Regions from separate parts of the Homo sapiens genome. Here region 2 is linked to region 1. Evidence: read pairs that join two places in POLR2A ChIA-PET (ENCODE). Cell type or tissue: PC-9. All regions are shown on one strand. Each heading gives the region's core, and the rest is flanking DNA. Links, peaks and the distances in the headings are about the cores only.

Region 1 (8,344 bases), core at 65-8,064:
CCTTGTAGGGGGTGCTCAGTGCTCTCTTACACACTCATCATCATCCTGGGGATCTGAGATCCTGTCCATTGGTGACTCATCCTTGAACTTGGTTTATTGTAACTATTTTAAAACGTTAGTCTATAGAAAATATTCACATGAGTACACAAAGACACATGTATAAGGATGTTCATGGTATCATTTTAATTACAGTTTCCAATCAGAAACAACCTAGATAATTGCTAATAGGAGAAATATTGTTCTTCTGGTCAACAAACCAAACTTCTCATGGAGGATTTGTATTACAGAGCATGCTCAGAGAGAAGCCCCCTCCTAAATTAACTGATGCGTGTGGGTGGGGGTTGGGATTTGGTAGTAGTGGGGAACCCCATATGGAGGCTGATGAAATACAAGCTGGTTTGCTACTCTGATATTTTGCTTATTTTTTCCTTCGCCTGGAGTACGCTCCCCTTCTACCTGCTCCCATTCCAAAATCTGACATTAGCACAACTTTCAACCTTATGTTGCTCAAATGCCACTCTTGATATACTTTTCTCTTCCCCATTCAGCTAAGGGCTTGGTGTCATTCATTTTTGAATCTCTGTCATTTAGCAGACTTCCTGGCATATAGCAGAAGTGCAAGAAATATTTTTTAAACAAAATAATGAACAACTGAACCTACCTCTTCTAACCATATTAAGTATTTCATTCTCTGTGAACCCACAGCACTTTATTTATGTCTCTCTTTTGGCATTATGACTTTCTACCTTGTATTGTGATTTCTTTGTGTAAATCTTTGCCTCTCTACTGGAATGAAAGCCTTTTGTGGGCAGAAACCACATAAAACCAAGCATAGTGTTTTGTGTATAATAAGTATGCAATTAACTAACTTAATTCAGTTTGGCAAAAAAAACTTTTTTGAAAAGAAATTTATAAGGATCTCATAAATATGAGAAGTAAATGTATGTATGCTAATACAGATGCAGGAATATAAAAAGTACTTTATTTCCATAATGCTGTCATCCTCGAGCCACCAGGGATATTCTGAGGTTTAAGCTTACTGATTTATGCACATAGGGCCTAGCAGCCTCAGCAGCTCAATCAACTTGCTCTTCTTCTCTCTTTCCCTCAGGCCTCCCCTCCAGCTAATGATAATTTTGTCTTTCACACTGTAAGGAAAACTGGTGCCTGGAAAAGTCAGAGGGTTCAAACGGCAAGTCAGCTGCAGAATCAAGAATAGATCTGCCCTCTCAGCCTCTCTGGCATGGACCTTCTCTGACACAAACCCTGGCTTTGGGAATGTGGAGACTGATGATTCCCACATTTAGGACTCACATCAAAAGAGAAGCTGCTTGTCAGTTCTACTCCCTTCCCCACATTTGGTATGCAAAGGAGCTTCTCTGAGACCTTAGGACCCCAATGTATACCTGTTTTATATTTCAGACTCTTCTTAATGGTTTGTGAGCATGTCACAGTCTCTGTTAGTCTGGGATAGGGCATAATTATCTTTGTATTGTGGGAAGAACTGTGCTATAAGCTACTTAATATTCAGAGAGCAATTTGCAGGTACTCAGTTTAGTCACAAAGTCTGCTTAATGACGCTGAACATGAAAGTCTGGATTGTCTATTTCCAAGCTGTTATCCAGGCTGGCTAAATGACCCATCTTCCCTCTGGCCTGAACTCCAAGAGTAGCTGGAGTTTGGGGCCTGAAGTGAACACCTATAATCAGCTAGACCAGGGTTTCTTTTCCTGAACACTATCGACATTTTAGACCAGATAATTCTTTGCTTTGGGGGCTGTCCTGGGCATGGTAAAATTTTTAGCAGCATCTCTGGCCTCTATACACTAGAGGCCCATAGCACCACTCCTCCCCAACCAGTTGTGACAACCAAAAATGTCTCCAGATATTGCCAGTGTCCCCTGAAGAGTAAAATCGACCCCAGCTGAGAGCTGCTGACTGTGGACTTTGAGCTACTTGCCTGCTATCCTCCAGACTAGAGACTGATGTTTCCAAATTTCTCTTGCCTCCAGATTCCCCAGACTGAGTGGTGTCTTCTTTCTTTGAGCCTTAGCTTTGACTGTTTCTTCCTTTTTTGCCTGATAGTCGGTGGTCTCCTGGTTGCTTGAGTCACTTGGTCTCATTTCCCTCTGGCCTTGGATGACCTCACTGCTGTCCTGTTTCAACTCATAAACTTCTGGACTAACAAAAATAATGTACTTCCTGAAAGCCCAAATTTGCAACATTTATTCAATAAACATTTATTACTATATATTTTGCTCTAGTGACATGCTAGGATATGCTTGAGACTGTGGGGTTTATTGGCTAGAATTATGTTTCAATGCAAGTGACAGTGGCTTGAACAAGATAGTTTATCGCGCGTAGAAGTCCAAAGGGAGACAGGCCAGAACTGGTGTGGTGATCTTGTTCCATGGAGTTGATCTGCTGGGCTTGAATTCTCTTCTAAGATCACTCCATGGTCCAAGATAGCTGTTCACCCCCAGCCATCAGCTCCACCACCAAGCCAGAAGGAAGAAGGAAGGAATGGTGAAAAAAGCGAAATTAAGAAAGGTCCTTAAAGACTGCTATATAACACTTAAGCTTGCATCTATTTGCCTGAACTTAGTTACCAGGCCACACCTGTCTGTAAGGCAGGCTGAGAAAATGTGGTTTTGTTTCTGTTTTTGTTCTGAAACGGAGTTTCACTCTTGTCGCCCAGTCTGGAGTGCAACAGCACAACCTTGGCTCACTGCAACCTCTGCCTCCCGGGTTCAAGTGATTCTCCTGCCTCAGCCTCCCAAGTAGCTGGGATTACAGGCATGCGTCATCACACCCAGCTAATTTTTGTATTTTTAGTATAGACAGGGTTTCACCATGTTGGTCAGGCTGGTCTTGAACTCCTGACCTCAAGTGATTTGCCTGCCTCGGCCTCCGAAAGTGCTGGGATTACAAGTGTGAGCCACTGCACCCGGCCGGAAACATGGTTTTTACTCTGAGTGGCCATGTGACCCATTTAAAAACTGAGGGATCTAGTACAATGAATATTAGAGGACAATTGGAAGCCTCTGCTGCACGGAGGATACAAGGACACTTGGAACACACACCTACCCTCATGATGCTTTGGTACAGTAGCAGAATTAGTTGCACAGTATACACAACTACCTCTAGTTAAACTTGACTAAAATAACTTTTTTTCTAAAGGGGAAGGTGTAATTACAATAATGATAAAATGATAATGACTGTAAACTAAATATTAACCACATTAGGAAGAGGATACATGTTTATATTTGCACAGTTGTGACTGTCTACAGTTCTTCAGATCCTAAAATTTTATTCTACAACAAATTTGAGTTTAATTTTTGGAAGAGTTTGCCTCTCAGGAAATGCATACAGGAAACTCAATTACAAGTTTTTGAAATGTTGGAAATAATAATTATGAGTCACTTTTTATTATCTAGCAGTGGGTGTCAAATTAACTGCTGCTTTATTTTTAGCTATGTGATGTGTCACTCAGTATACATTCTCTAGAGGTTTGCATTAGTTGAAATATGAGAAAGATCTGCAGAGTCAATAGGGTTGCCAAGTCTTCATCAAAGATTATCCCAAACTGGTATTTTGGTTTTGGTACAAATTGACGTGTCATCTTACAGTGCCAAAAGTCATGACGACCAAACAGAGTGGAACTAAGGCAGCTTTTTTTCCAGTTTCCCCATGCTTATAAATCTTCCTCCTGGAGAATTTTATTTCTTAACAGTGCTATTCTAATGACCTCCATGAAGTGCTGATCCAATCCCAAGGCTCAGTTTTGAACTCTTTGAGTAGGAAGTAGGCGGTCTAAATGCAGATTAACAGAATTGCTTTGACTTTCTTTAGGAAACTTACATGGGGCAGAGTGAAGAGAAAGTTGACCTCATTTTATTACTTTCATAAAGGAAAAGCTTGGTGCTCTCCCATTCTATTCTGAATTCCTATCATCACTCATTCTTGGAATTGTTTAGGTAAACAAAGAGTCATAGAGGTACAGGGAAAAAATGCAGTGTGCTGGATGGAGACCTGATCCCTGATTAAGACAGAGGAGGTTGCTGGGGAATGCAGCAAGTGATAATGCCACAGATTTTCTAAAGCTTTGGGACCTCTAGAAGAGGAGCTGGAGTGAGGAACGGGTGAAAGCGGCTGCTGCAGCCAGAGTCAAAGGGCATGTGAGACAGCATCTCTTTCATCATCCTCACACACGTGAACAGCAACTCCATTCGGAGTGTCAGCTTCCAGCAGGAGGTATTATAGAGTGCTTCTGCAGCTTTGCATGTATGTGTGTTACAAATGCACATGTGTAACATGAAGAATTGTGAGGAAAATGTGTGTGAAGTGCCCAGCACCGCGTCTGACACATGGTAGTAGGTGCTCTGTGTGTGAGAGTTACTGTTATCATCAGAGTGAAAGGGCACCACAAAGCCCCTTCCTCCTGGCCTGCAAATCCAACTCTGGGGTCATATATGTGGATGAGGGAAAATACACTGTTATCTGGGACCTGACGCAGTCTCTCTCACCTTCTAGCCATATTTGTCTGCAGGTTCCTCTTCCCCACTCACCTTCTTCCTCCTTTCCCACCTCATCCCCAAATACCTACTTTTTCTTCAAGGCCCAAGACAAATCCCAGCTTTTCTCTATACCTATACCTCATCACATTCTCATGTAGATACCCATTGTCTTCTATGGGTGCCCACAGCACTTTGAATGTAATGTAATATGCCTCTTATCATTCTATCCTTTAGTTATGTGCCACCAATGCCAGTGACTGAGCTTCTCCAGGATGAGGATGTTTTCTTCTTTAGCTTTACCTTTTCAATTATTAAAATATTGCTTGACTAGATAAATTGTACATTCATCCAATGGGATATTATGCAGAGATAAAAAGAAATGAGCTGTAGGCTGGGCGCAGTGGCTCACACCTGTAATCCCAGCACTTTGGGAGGCCAAGGAGGGCGGATCACCTGATGTCAGGAGTTTGAGACTAGCCTGGCCAACATGGTGAAACCCCGTCTCTATTAGAAAATACAAAAATTAGCCAGGCATGGTGGTGGGCGCCTGTAATCCCAGCTACTCAGGAGGCTGAGGCAGGAGAATCACTTGAACCCCAGGAGGTGGAGGTTGCAGTGAGCCAAGATCACACTACTGCACTCCAGCCTGGGTGACAGAGTGAGACTCTGTCAAAAAAAAAAAAAAAAAGCTATCAAGCCATGAAATGGCATGGAGGAAACTTAAATGCATATTTCTAAGTGAAAGCACCCAGTCTGAAATGGCTATACATTGCACAATTCCAATTATATGACATTCTGGAAAAGGCAAAACTATAGAGACAATAAATCTCCAGCAATTGCCAGGGGTTGAAAATGGGGGTTCATTATGAAGGTGAAGCACAGGAGATATTTAGGGAGGTGAAACTATTCGGTATGATACTGTAATGGTGGATACATGACATTATGCATTCATCAAAACCCACAGATAGAACACAAAGAGTGAACCATAATGTATGCAGATTAAGTAAAGTCATTTAGGAGGTAGGAGAGTTCCAGGAAGGGAGGCAGACAATGGCAGTAAAATCTAACTGTATTAAAAATGTATGAAACAACCTCACTGAAGGAAGTAGGGGGAACACATACTGACCTAAAGTTACTTTGGAAATGAGTGGAATATGTAAGACTAAAGGCAAAAGAAATCGCACACTAAAAGCACGTAAGAACACTTCTTTAAAAATGCAATAAAAACAAAAATAAATAAACAGGACTTAAACTACAAAGCTTCTGTATAGCAAAATAAATAATCAACAGAGTAAACAGACAACCTTTAGAATGAGAGAAAATGTTTGCAAACTATACATCTGACAAAGGACTAATATCCAAAATCTATAAGGAACCCAAACTAATCAGCAAAAATAAAACAAATAATCCCATTAAAAACTGGGCAAATGATATGAATAGACATTTCTCAAAAAAAGATATACAAATGGCCAAAAAACATGAAAAATACTCAACATCACTAATATCAGGCAAATGCAAATTAAAACCACAATGAGATACCACCTTACCCCAGTCAGAATGGCCATTTGAAAAAGTCAAAAAACAATAGAGGTTGGTGCAGAAGTGGTGAAAAGGGAATGCTTGTACACTGTTGGCGGGAATATAAATTAGTACAACTTCTATGGAAAAAAGTGTGGAGATTTCTCAAAGAACTAAAAGTAAATCTACCATTCGATCCAGTAATCCTACTACTAGGTATCTACCCAAAGGAAAAGAAGTCATTATATAAAAAAAGACATGTGGCTAGGTGCGGTGGCTTACACCTGTAATCCCAGCACTTTGGGAGGCCGAGGCAGGCAGATCACCTGAGGTCAGGAGTTTGAGACTAGCCTGGCCAATATGGTGAAACCCCATCTCCACCAAAAATACAAAATTCAGCTGGGTGTGGTGGTACACGCCTGTGATCCCAGCTACTTGGGAGTCTGAGTGAGGCAGGAGAATCGCTTGAACCCAGGAGGTGGAGGTTGCAGTGAGCTGAGATCACACCACTCTACTCCAGCCCGGGTGACAGAGCAAGATTCTGTTTCAAACAAACAAACAAAAAAAGACACTCGCACTCATATGTTTATTGCAGAACAATTCACAATTACAAAGATATGAAATCAACCTAAGTGCCCATCAACAGATGAGTGGATAAAGAAAATGTGATATACATATACCATGAAATACTACTCAGCCATAAAAAGAACAAGATAATGTATTTTGCAGCAACTTGGATGGAACTGAAGGCCGTTATTCTAAGTGAAGTGACTAAAAAATAGAAAACCAAATACCATATGTTCTCACTTATAAGTGGAAGCTAAGCTATGGATGTGCAAAGGCATATAGACTGGTATAATGGACACTGGAGACTCAGAAGCGAGGGATGGTGGAAGGAGGGTGGGGAGAAAAAATTACCTGTTGGGTACACTACACACAGATATACTAAAAGCCCAGATTTCACCACTGTACAATGTATCTATGTAACCAAAAACCACTTTTACCTCTAAAGCTACTGAAATAAAAACAAATTAAAAAAATAATGCTGCTTTAGTTGATAAAGTTGTTTCATTTGGGGGCATGGGTTAACAATTCTGATACTGCTACACATGTGTACTGGAACTAAATGATTGAGTAAATAGATGGCAGATTGTAGGAACCAGGTTTCTCACTGCTGGAGTGGGAATTTACAGATAAGCAAGGAGAAAAAGCTAGAATGATCCATATATTAATGGATTAAAGTTAGACACATCAGTAAGAACTCATATTTAGTTTAATTTGGATATAGATTGTTTTTTTAAGAGACAGGGTCTTGTTCTATTGCCCAGGCTGGAGCGCAATGGTGTGATCATAGCTCACTGCAGCCTTGAACTCTTGGGCTCAAGCAATGCTCTCACCTTAGCCTGTTGAACAGCTGGGACTACAGGCATGCACCACTACATCCAGGTAAATTATTTTTAATTTTTTAGAGTTGAGTCTCTCTATGTTGCCCAGGCTGGTCTCAAACTCCTGACCTCAAGAGATCTTCCCGCCTCAACCTTCTCAGTAGCTGGAATTCTGGGCATGAGCCACTGCACCCGACCTATATAAAAATATTTATAGATAGATGTATATACACTGGTTAGTATCCACACAATTATTTATTTGATCTGTTAGCAGAGAAGTCCTAAAAGACCTAGCATATTCTCTAGTACACAGACACCTACCATCCAGATCTCGGTTCCTAATACCATTATCTAACAAAAGGAACTAAGGGTTTTTTTGGAGACATGACTGATTCTAGAACTGGGGAAGGAAAGACACAAGATGTACCTGGAGCATGTTGCAGTGCCGAAAAGTAAGGAAGTGCTAGAAAAAAAAAATCATGTTGTTGGATTATGTCAAAGGGGCATAAGAGCCAACTGAAAGAGTTCCCGGTGACCAAAGGGGAAACAATTTGAGCAAAAAAAAATAAAATAAAAGTAATACTGAATTATAACCTAAAGTATAAAACAAGTATGCATGAGTTAACAATGTTATAAATACATAATTGAATAAATTAATAAGTGGGAGGAAGAGACAAATTGTCCATACAGAAGAATTGCAAGTGATTTATGTAGATACTCTGCCACCCTCCAAAAAGGGAGCATACATCCACTTCTTATGTGTGGGCAGCACATGGTGACTTCCCTCCAAAGATTATGGAAAGAGAGGAAAAAGAGTAACTTTACAGTGGAGAAACTTGGCAAAAACCACTTCAGCCAGTGTCATAAATCATGATGACTGTATATCCAGGGATACGATGTGATGAAAATGGCACTTTGCCTCTAT
Region 2 (8,344 bases), core at 117-8,116, 500 kb after region 1:
CAAAACAGCATGGTACTGGTACCAACACAGAGATGTAGATCAATGGAACAGAACAGAGCCCTCAGAAATAACGCCGCATGTCTACAGCTATCTGATCTTTGACAAACCTGAGAAAAACAAGCATTGGGGAAAGGATTCCCTATTTAATAAATGGTGCTGGGAAAACTGGCTAGCCATATGTAGAAAGCTGAAACTGGATCCCTTCCTTACACCTTATACAAAAATCAATTCAAGATGGATTAAAGACTTAAACGTTAGACCTAAAACCATAAAAACCCTAGAAGAAAACCTAGGCATTACCATTCAGGACATAGGCATGGGCAAGGACTTCATGTCTAAAACACCAAAAGCAATGGCAACAAAAGCCAGAATTGACAAATGGGATCGAATTAAAATAAAGAGCTTCTGCACAGCAAAAGAAACTACCATCAGAGTGAACAGGCAACCTACAAAATGGGAGAAAATTTTCGCAACCTACTCATCTGACAGAGGGCTAATATGCAGAATCTACAACGAACTCAAACAAATTTACAAGAAAAAAACAACCCCATCAAAAAGTGGGTGAAGGACATTAACAGACACTGCTCAAAAGAAGACATTTATGCAGCCAAAAAACACATGAAAAAATGCTCGCCATCACTGGCCATCAGAGAAATGCAAATCAAAACCACAATGACATACCATCTCACACCAGTTAGAATGGCAATCATTAAAAAGTCAGGAAACAACAGGTGCTGGAGAGGATGTGGAGAAATAGGAACACTTTTACACTGTTGGTGGGACTGTAAACTAGTTCAACCATTGTGGAAGTCAGTGTGGCGATTCCTCAGGGATCTAGAACTAGAAATACCATTTGACCCAGCCATCCCATTACTGGGTATATACCCAAAGGACTATAAATCATGCTGCTATAAAGACACATGCACACGTATATTTATTGCGGCATTATTCGCAATAGCAAAGACTTGGAACCAACCCAAATGTCCAATAATGATAGACTGGATTAAGAAAATGTGGCACATATACACCATGGAATACTATGTAGCCATAAAAAATGATGAGTTCATGTCCTTTGTAGGGACATGGATGAAATTGGAAATCATCATTCTCAGTAAACTATCGCAAGCACAAAAAACCAAACACCGCATATTCTCCCTCATAGGTGGGAATTGAACAATGAGAACACATGGACACAGGAAGGGGAACATCACACTCTGGGGACTGTTGTGGGGTGGGGGGAGGGGGAGGTATAGCATTGGGAGATATACGTAATGCTAGATGACGAGTTAGTGAGTGCAGCCCACCAGCATGGCACATGTATACATATGTAGCTAACTTGCACATTGTGCACATGTACCCTAAAACTTAAGGTATAATAATAATAATAAAAAGAGATTTTAAAAATTACCATAATAATTGACCTATTATCCTCTATGAGTCTCATCATCTGATAAAGATTTATTCTCAATTATATAAAAATCATCAGTTATTGTTAAATCAGAAACTCAGTATATGTAGACTCCTCCAGTCTCTTGGATTTACATATATAGTTTTAATTGTACAATATTATTGTAAAAGTTAATAGCCTTTCAGTGTATCTGATTTAAAATTACCACAGAGCATTGTGGGATTAAAGGAGTACTGTGTCAAGGGGGAAAAAAAAAAGTTTTCTCATCTTTTCTGTTGACACTGTGGCTGGCAGTATCTACTTTAAAATGGAAGTGAGAAAACATCCTGGAAGGGGGCACCCGGATTTGAACCGGGGACCTCTTGATCTGCAGTCAAATGCTCTACCACCTGAGCTATACCCCCTTTACCTGTTAAAAGCTCCCTCCTTGTCCACTTACGGTGACTCAATACATTCAAGTTCCACCCACAGGAGTTCTGGCAAGCTTTGTGTTCTAAAGCCCCACCTTCTTAATTGTCCATCATCTGCTTTGGCTTGTCCCTTGACCACTAATAAACTGAAAGGGAACACTTGAAAAATGACATCCTGGGCTGGGCACGATGGCTCACGCTTGTGATCCCAGCGCTTTGGGAGGCTAAGGTGAGGTCAGGAGTTTGAGATCGGCCTGACTGACATGGTGAAACCCCGTCTCCGCTAAAAATACAAAAAAAATTAGCTGGGCGTGGTGGTGGGCACCTGTAATCCCAGCTACTAGGGAGGCTGAGGCAGGAGAAAAAAAAAAAGTAGTCAATCTTTGAAACTACTCACTCTATGAAATGCTTTTTGCTTAAATTTGACTTGTTTAATGCAGTTCATGAGTTTGTGCTTCAAAACCATTGAACTTAAAAGTAATTTCTAGAAAACAACCCCATTTGTAGGTGGGAGACTGTGCCTGTCATAACCACACCGTTAAATCACCTGGTAATTGCTAAATTCCATGGATATTTTAGGTACCTGTTTTATTATCTTTGATGATAATAGACTGTTTCTGTCTTAGAACAACTTCTTCTTCACCCTGTTCTTCCTCTTCCTCCTCCTCTTTTCTTCTTTTCCTCTTCCTTTTTTTTTTTTTTGAGACAGAGCCTTGCTCTGTCGCCCAGGTTGGAGTGCAGTGGCACAATCTCAGCTCACTGCATGCAACCTCCGCTTTCCGGATTCAAGCAGTTCTCATACCTCACCCTCCCGAGTAGCTGAGACTACAGGAGTGCGCCACCATGCCTGGCTAATTTTTTTGTATTTTTGGTAGAGACAGGTTTTCAGCATGTTGGTCAGGCTGGTCTCAAACTCTGACCTCAAATGATCTGTCTGCCTTGGCCTCCCAAAATGTCTTAAGTGTCTTCTTTTTTTTCTTTTTTTTAAGAGACAGGGTCTCACTCTCTTTCCCAGGCTGGAGTGCAGTGGCAACGATCATAGCTCACTGCATCCTCGAACTCCTGGCCCCAAGGGATCCTCCCACTTTGGCCTCCCAAAGCACTGAGATTGCAGGCGTGAGACACCTCACCTGGCTTGTCTGAGAACATCTTTTAAAAAAATCCCTTCTCTTGGGTTTTCTGTTACCCATATGTCTACTCAATTTGGTTGTCTCAGCTTTGTTGTTGTAATGCAAAAGCAGCCATAGACAATACATGCATGAATGAGTGTAGTGCATTCCAATAAAATTTTGTTTTAAAAATAGGTAGTGGGACATAGTTTGTTTACCTGTAATCTTCCTAGCTTAGTTCATCCTTACTGTTCTTCTGAAGCAACTCTTCTTCCTTCCCTGTTAAATTTGTGTTTGTAGATGGTCTTTAGCTACCTTTCATTTCATACTTCTTCAGTAGCCTCATTCACATTCATTATTTTAACCATCTCTGGTGTTGGCATCAGATTTGAGGAAGGTTTTGGCTTTGTCACTTACTGGCTGTTTGACTGTGGGCAAGTCACTTAATGTGTCTGAGTCCTGTAAAGTCAGGCTAATAATATCTGCTTGCAGTTGTTGTAAGCATAAGATTATATATAAAGAGTTTAGCATTAAGATTGGCAAGTAATACATGGATGACAAATGGTAATGTCAAGTAATACATGTATGACAAATGGTAACTCCTTGTTTCTGTTATTGTCTTTACAAATGTTTACCCTCATATCTGCATCGTGATCCCAGAAGTTTCTTTAGAGTTCTAGTTTTTACTATATATCTCTACTGGGCATTTTTATTTAACTCTTCTATAGTGTCAGTTAAGAAGCATTCAGCTTCACGTAATAGAGTCATTTTATACAACAAATTTGGAAACGGCATTCTAGAGCTCAGTGATGAAGTTAGGGCATTTTCGTACATCTCTTGGTCTTTCCCCTTATGGTTTCAAGATATTACGGTAGCTTCCAGCAGCCTGTCCTCCCACATCTGTATACAAAACAATTTTATAAAGTAGTCACAAGACAGGGCTTCTCTTTGTGTATTTTTTCCTTTTTATTATAAAAATTATTGTTTTTAACAAAGTTAATTAGGAAATAGAATCTGTAGGGATTGAACATGTTAAGGTGGGAGAAAGTGTAGGATGATTGTCAAATTTTTGGCTTAAATGTCTAAATTCTAGATGGATGGTAGTGCCACTAATGTAAGAAAAGAGGTATGTAAAAGAAGATTAAAAAGTAGATAAATTTCATTTTAGACTTGTTGAATAGAGGTACCTGGGGCAGATGGACTGCCTATGCAACTGCCACTCCTCCTCCTATAGAAGCTTTATTGAGGTATAATTCATATGCCATAAGATTCATTTGCTAAAGTCTACACTTGAGTGTTCTTTTAGTGTATTTACAGAGTTGTGCAACCATAACCACAATTGAATTTTAGAATATTTTCATCATCCCAAAAAGAAAACCCTGTACCCATTAGCAGTCATTTCCTCCTCCTCCATGTGCTAGCAACTGTTATCTATTTTCTGTATCTGAATTTGCCTATTCTAGTGAATTATTCTGTTGATCATGTTTTCCCCTTCTTCCTTTTTGAGTTCTTTTGTAGAAAGGACTGTAGGTCATGCCCAATTACTAGTTTGCTAACCATGACTCGTCCCATTCTTTCTGTCAGTCTAGTATCTGAAATAATTAATTTATAGCAGATAGTAGCTTTGCTGATATTTGGGTGAATTAGTAAATCATTCATAACAGTGAGTTTTGTTAGTGTTTGGGTAACCAGGATTAATAACCACTGGTCAAGAGTATTTATTCAGAGTTCCTTCATATGACTTTAGAAGGGTCTCTGCTTCGTTCCCCTCTTACTTTTCACGTTACTACTTGCAATTCTCTAGCTCATATTTGATGTTCCAGCAACATTGAACCCACTTACAGTTCTTAAATGCTCTGTTTTTCCCCACTTCTTTGTCTTTGCTCATTAGATCTTCTCTAATGAGCAGAATCCTCCCCCAGGGGTTTCCAGTTGCCCAATTCCTGTTTATCTCTTTAGGCTTAGTCAGCAAATCAGAAATTTTAGCTTTTTACCCCTGGGGAACCCTCTTTACAGAGCCCTCTATTGTTCTTACCATATTATGTTATGTAAGAGTGTCTATATATTTGATTTCTCTAGACCAGAGATCTCTGAACTTTTTATTGCTCACCTGTAAAAAATGTTTGAGCATATGACTGCACAGTTTGTAAATTATGTACATGTATTAGTGTAGTGACATATTAAATATCAGCAAAACTTTGAAGGCCAAGGAGGATGACTCACACCTGTAATCCCAGTACTTTGGGAGGCCAAGGCAGGCGGATCACTTGAGGCCAGGAGTTTGAGACCAGCTTGGGCAACATAGTGAAACCCTGTCTCTTTAAAAAGTATATGTAAATATTATTAGTCAGGCATGATGGTGTGTGCCTGTAGTCCCAACTACTTGGTAGGCTGAGGCAGGAGGATCTTGCCCAGGAGTTTGAGGCTACAGTGAGCTATGGTTGCACCCTAGAGTGAGTGAAGTGCTAATGCTTTCATCTTGTCCCTAACTTTATAATCAGTGGCAACTATGGGTTTCTTGATGGTAGGAACTCAATACATGTTGATCTGAACTCTTTTCTCAGTGTCTTGCCTGTTCTTTTTCCACCCCTCACTGGGTGTTAGGTCTTCCTTTTCTTTGTGTATCTTTATCATAGCACTTACCATGCAGTATATTACAATTATTGGTATATACTTGTCTCCTTTCAATAGAGTATAAGTCTCCTGCTCATGGGTCCTCTTTTATTTATGATGCTCCTAGTAGTTTGCATGGTGCTTAGCACATAATAGACAATTTGTAGAATGAATAAATTGATTCAAGTGGCATTAATTGATACTAATCTGAGAATAATTAAGACAGTGATTCTTTTATAGTATTGAAAGATAGTATGGCCACTTACTTTAAAACTGCTTATAGTTTTAAGCAGTGCATCTCAAATTGTTTGCGATGATGGACCAGTTTTAGTTTCCAATCCATTGTGTACTGATGCTTTTGTAAACAATAAAAATTAAATACTAGAAACATGACATAAAAGAGACATAGAAAATATAGGCCCTAATTTTTAATTATTAGATTCAAAAGAAATACAATTATTCCCAACTTCTGTACTTATCTCATTGTAGATTATTACCAAAGAGTCTATGGACCCTTGCTGGACCCAGGTTGACCATACTTTGAGACTCAGGGTATAAAGCACTTTATATCATTTATTTCTCGTAACTGTATGGGGTAGGTACTGTTTGCACCATTTATAGGAAATGAGGGGACAGAGAAGTTAGGCAAATTGTCCAAGGTCACATAGGTACTACATAAAAGCCAGGATTCAGGTTGGGCATGGTGGCTCATCCCAGCACTTTGGGAGGCTGAGGCAGGTGGATCACCTGAGGTCAGGGGTCGAGACCAGCCTGGCCAATGTGGTGAAACCCTATCTCTACTAAAAATACAAAAATCAGCTGGGTGTGGTGGCATGCACCTGTAATCCCAGCTATTTAGGAGGCTGAGGCTGGAGAATCGCCTGAACCCCGGAGGCAGAGGTTTCAGTGGGCTGAGATCGCCCCACTGCACTCCAGCCTGGGCGACACAGTGAGACTCCATCTCAATAAACCAACCAACCAACCAACCAACCAACCAACCAACCAACAAACCAGCCAACCAGGATTCAAACAAAGGTAGTCCATTCTGGCTCCAAAGTCCATATGCTAGTCTCTTTCTGATTTTGAAAAGATGAAATAAGGTAGCATTCTACTATAAGAATGTTAAGAACAGACATGGATGAAGGCAAAAAACAGTTACAAGTCAGAATATAATTCATTTGTCTAGAAAAGAGAAGGGTAAGGAGTCACATAATGATTTGCATGTAAAAGTGGAGTTATGGAGATGGTGACAAACTGTTCTTTTATTCCTTGAGTCAGCATCTGCTTACATTTTACCTTAGTATTAAAGTCCTCAATTTGTGAAAAAAAAGCGATGGTATTTCTTTGAAATGTTTCTTTTTGCCCTGACTCAGTTTCACATACTGAGTGTAATTGTTCCTGAGGGGGATTGGTTCCCAGACCCATGAATACCAAAATCCAAAGATGCTCTCAGTCCCTCATATAAAATAGCATAACATTTGCCTATAACCTACCCACATCCTCCCCATACTTTAAATCATCTCTAGATTATTTAGAATGCCTAATACAGTGTAAATGCTATGTAAATACTTGTTAGGCTCTATTGGTTTTTTAATTTGTATTACTTTTTATAGCTCCATTGTTATTTACTTACTTGAATATTTTTGACCCGTCGTTGAATCTGTGGTTGTGGAACCCTGGAATACAGAGGGCCAATTGTACTTTGTTTCTTCTATTCTTCCTCTTAACTATTTTCTTATTTGATAGTAACATCAACCAAATTGTTGTGATTCCATTCATATGAAAATACAGAAATAACCTTTCTTTCTCCAGGTATCAGTATTTTAAGAACAAATTGTAAGTAATGATTACATATTATGATGCTAATGGAGTAGAGATCATATTGCTGTCTTAATTGTTTTATATCATAAAATTCATGATTGAATGAAATTGAAAACTTAGACTATTTCAATTGTAACAATAGTTGAAATTTTTAATAAACTTTAAAAAATCTTCTTCCTATAGAAATCTGGTTAAGAAGTACTGCCCCAAACGTTCATCCAAAGATGAAGAGCCACGGTAAATTACATACCTGTTCATTAATGCATATTAAAAAATTTAAAAATACTTATATTTTTATTATTTAGTAAGATATATTCTTAGCTTTTTATAAAGATTTTATAAAGTTTAATTTAAAAATTAATGTTTATGAAAGAAGGAACTACTGTTTATCTTTTATGAGGATAAATACTGTAGTGGGCTTGATCAACAGTTTTCTAGAATAGTCAGATACAGATTTTCAATTAAAATGTAGACTAGGACTCCACTTGAATGATTTAGTCTGCAGAAGAAAAGGATATTTTTCATACTTGGTTGTGTAGTTGTTGGCTTCGTAGATTCTTGCTTTTACTCTTATAGATAGTAAAACAATTTGACTGATTGGTATAAAGGGATGTTGAAAAGCACTGAGAGTTTTTGCATTAGAAATAAATTAAAAGGTTAGAAATCACTTATGAGTTTTTTTGTGGTCTTAAAGAGGAATATGTGGATGACTGTTTAGATGGAGAAACAAGAGGAGACTCGACTTAAACAAACAACTCTGTATATAATTGTCAGTTGTTAGGATTCTCAGGTTTAGTGTTAATGGAGTCCTATCTGAGCTGTTAATCTTCATCTGTAAGAGAGTGTTCCGCAGTATGTTCAAAGTAGATATATACATTAATACAGTGATTCTCTTTGTTTCTCTCCTTCCCTCACACACGTTTTTACCCTTATTTTTGACCCTTTACCCGCTTTGGTGTCAACTATAATGGCACTTCACTTCC

The links. ChIA-PET counts read pairs that join two places held together with the same protein. Peaks named below come from ENCODE experiments on the same cell type or tissue, not always from the same donor. Only the 100,000 strongest peaks of a DNase experiment are listed, where the experiment ranks them.
Region 2: POLR2A ChIA-PET joins it to region 1 with 6 read pairs; 1 of 35 experiments calls an interaction of 5 or more read pairs at or near these places.

What each region holds. Positions count from the first base shown.
Region 1 is chr1:93,012,275-93,020,618 of GRCh38, forward strand. No RefSeq gene overlaps it. Among named protein-coding and RNA genes, the nearest start is that of DIPK1A, 55 kb to the left of the region's middle. In PC-9, for the core only: no CTCF peak of the experiment used is centred there; DNase peaks (open chromatin) are centred at 1,597, 3,547 and 3,967; H3K4me3 peaks cover 1,669 bases; H3K27ac peaks cover 4,466 bases.
Region 2 is chr1:93,514,538-93,522,881 of GRCh38, forward strand. It overlaps FNBP1L (formin binding protein 1 like), which reads left to right. Exons shown (of 17, transcript NM_001164473.3): 3 at 7,545-7,598. It overlaps TRC-GCA7-1 (tRNA-Cys (anticodon GCA) 7-1), which reads right to left and starts at 1,812; the gene lies at 1,740-1,812. In PC-9, for the core only: no CTCF peak of the experiment used is centred there; a DNase peak (open chromatin) is centred at 5,054; H3K27ac peaks cover 1,825 bases.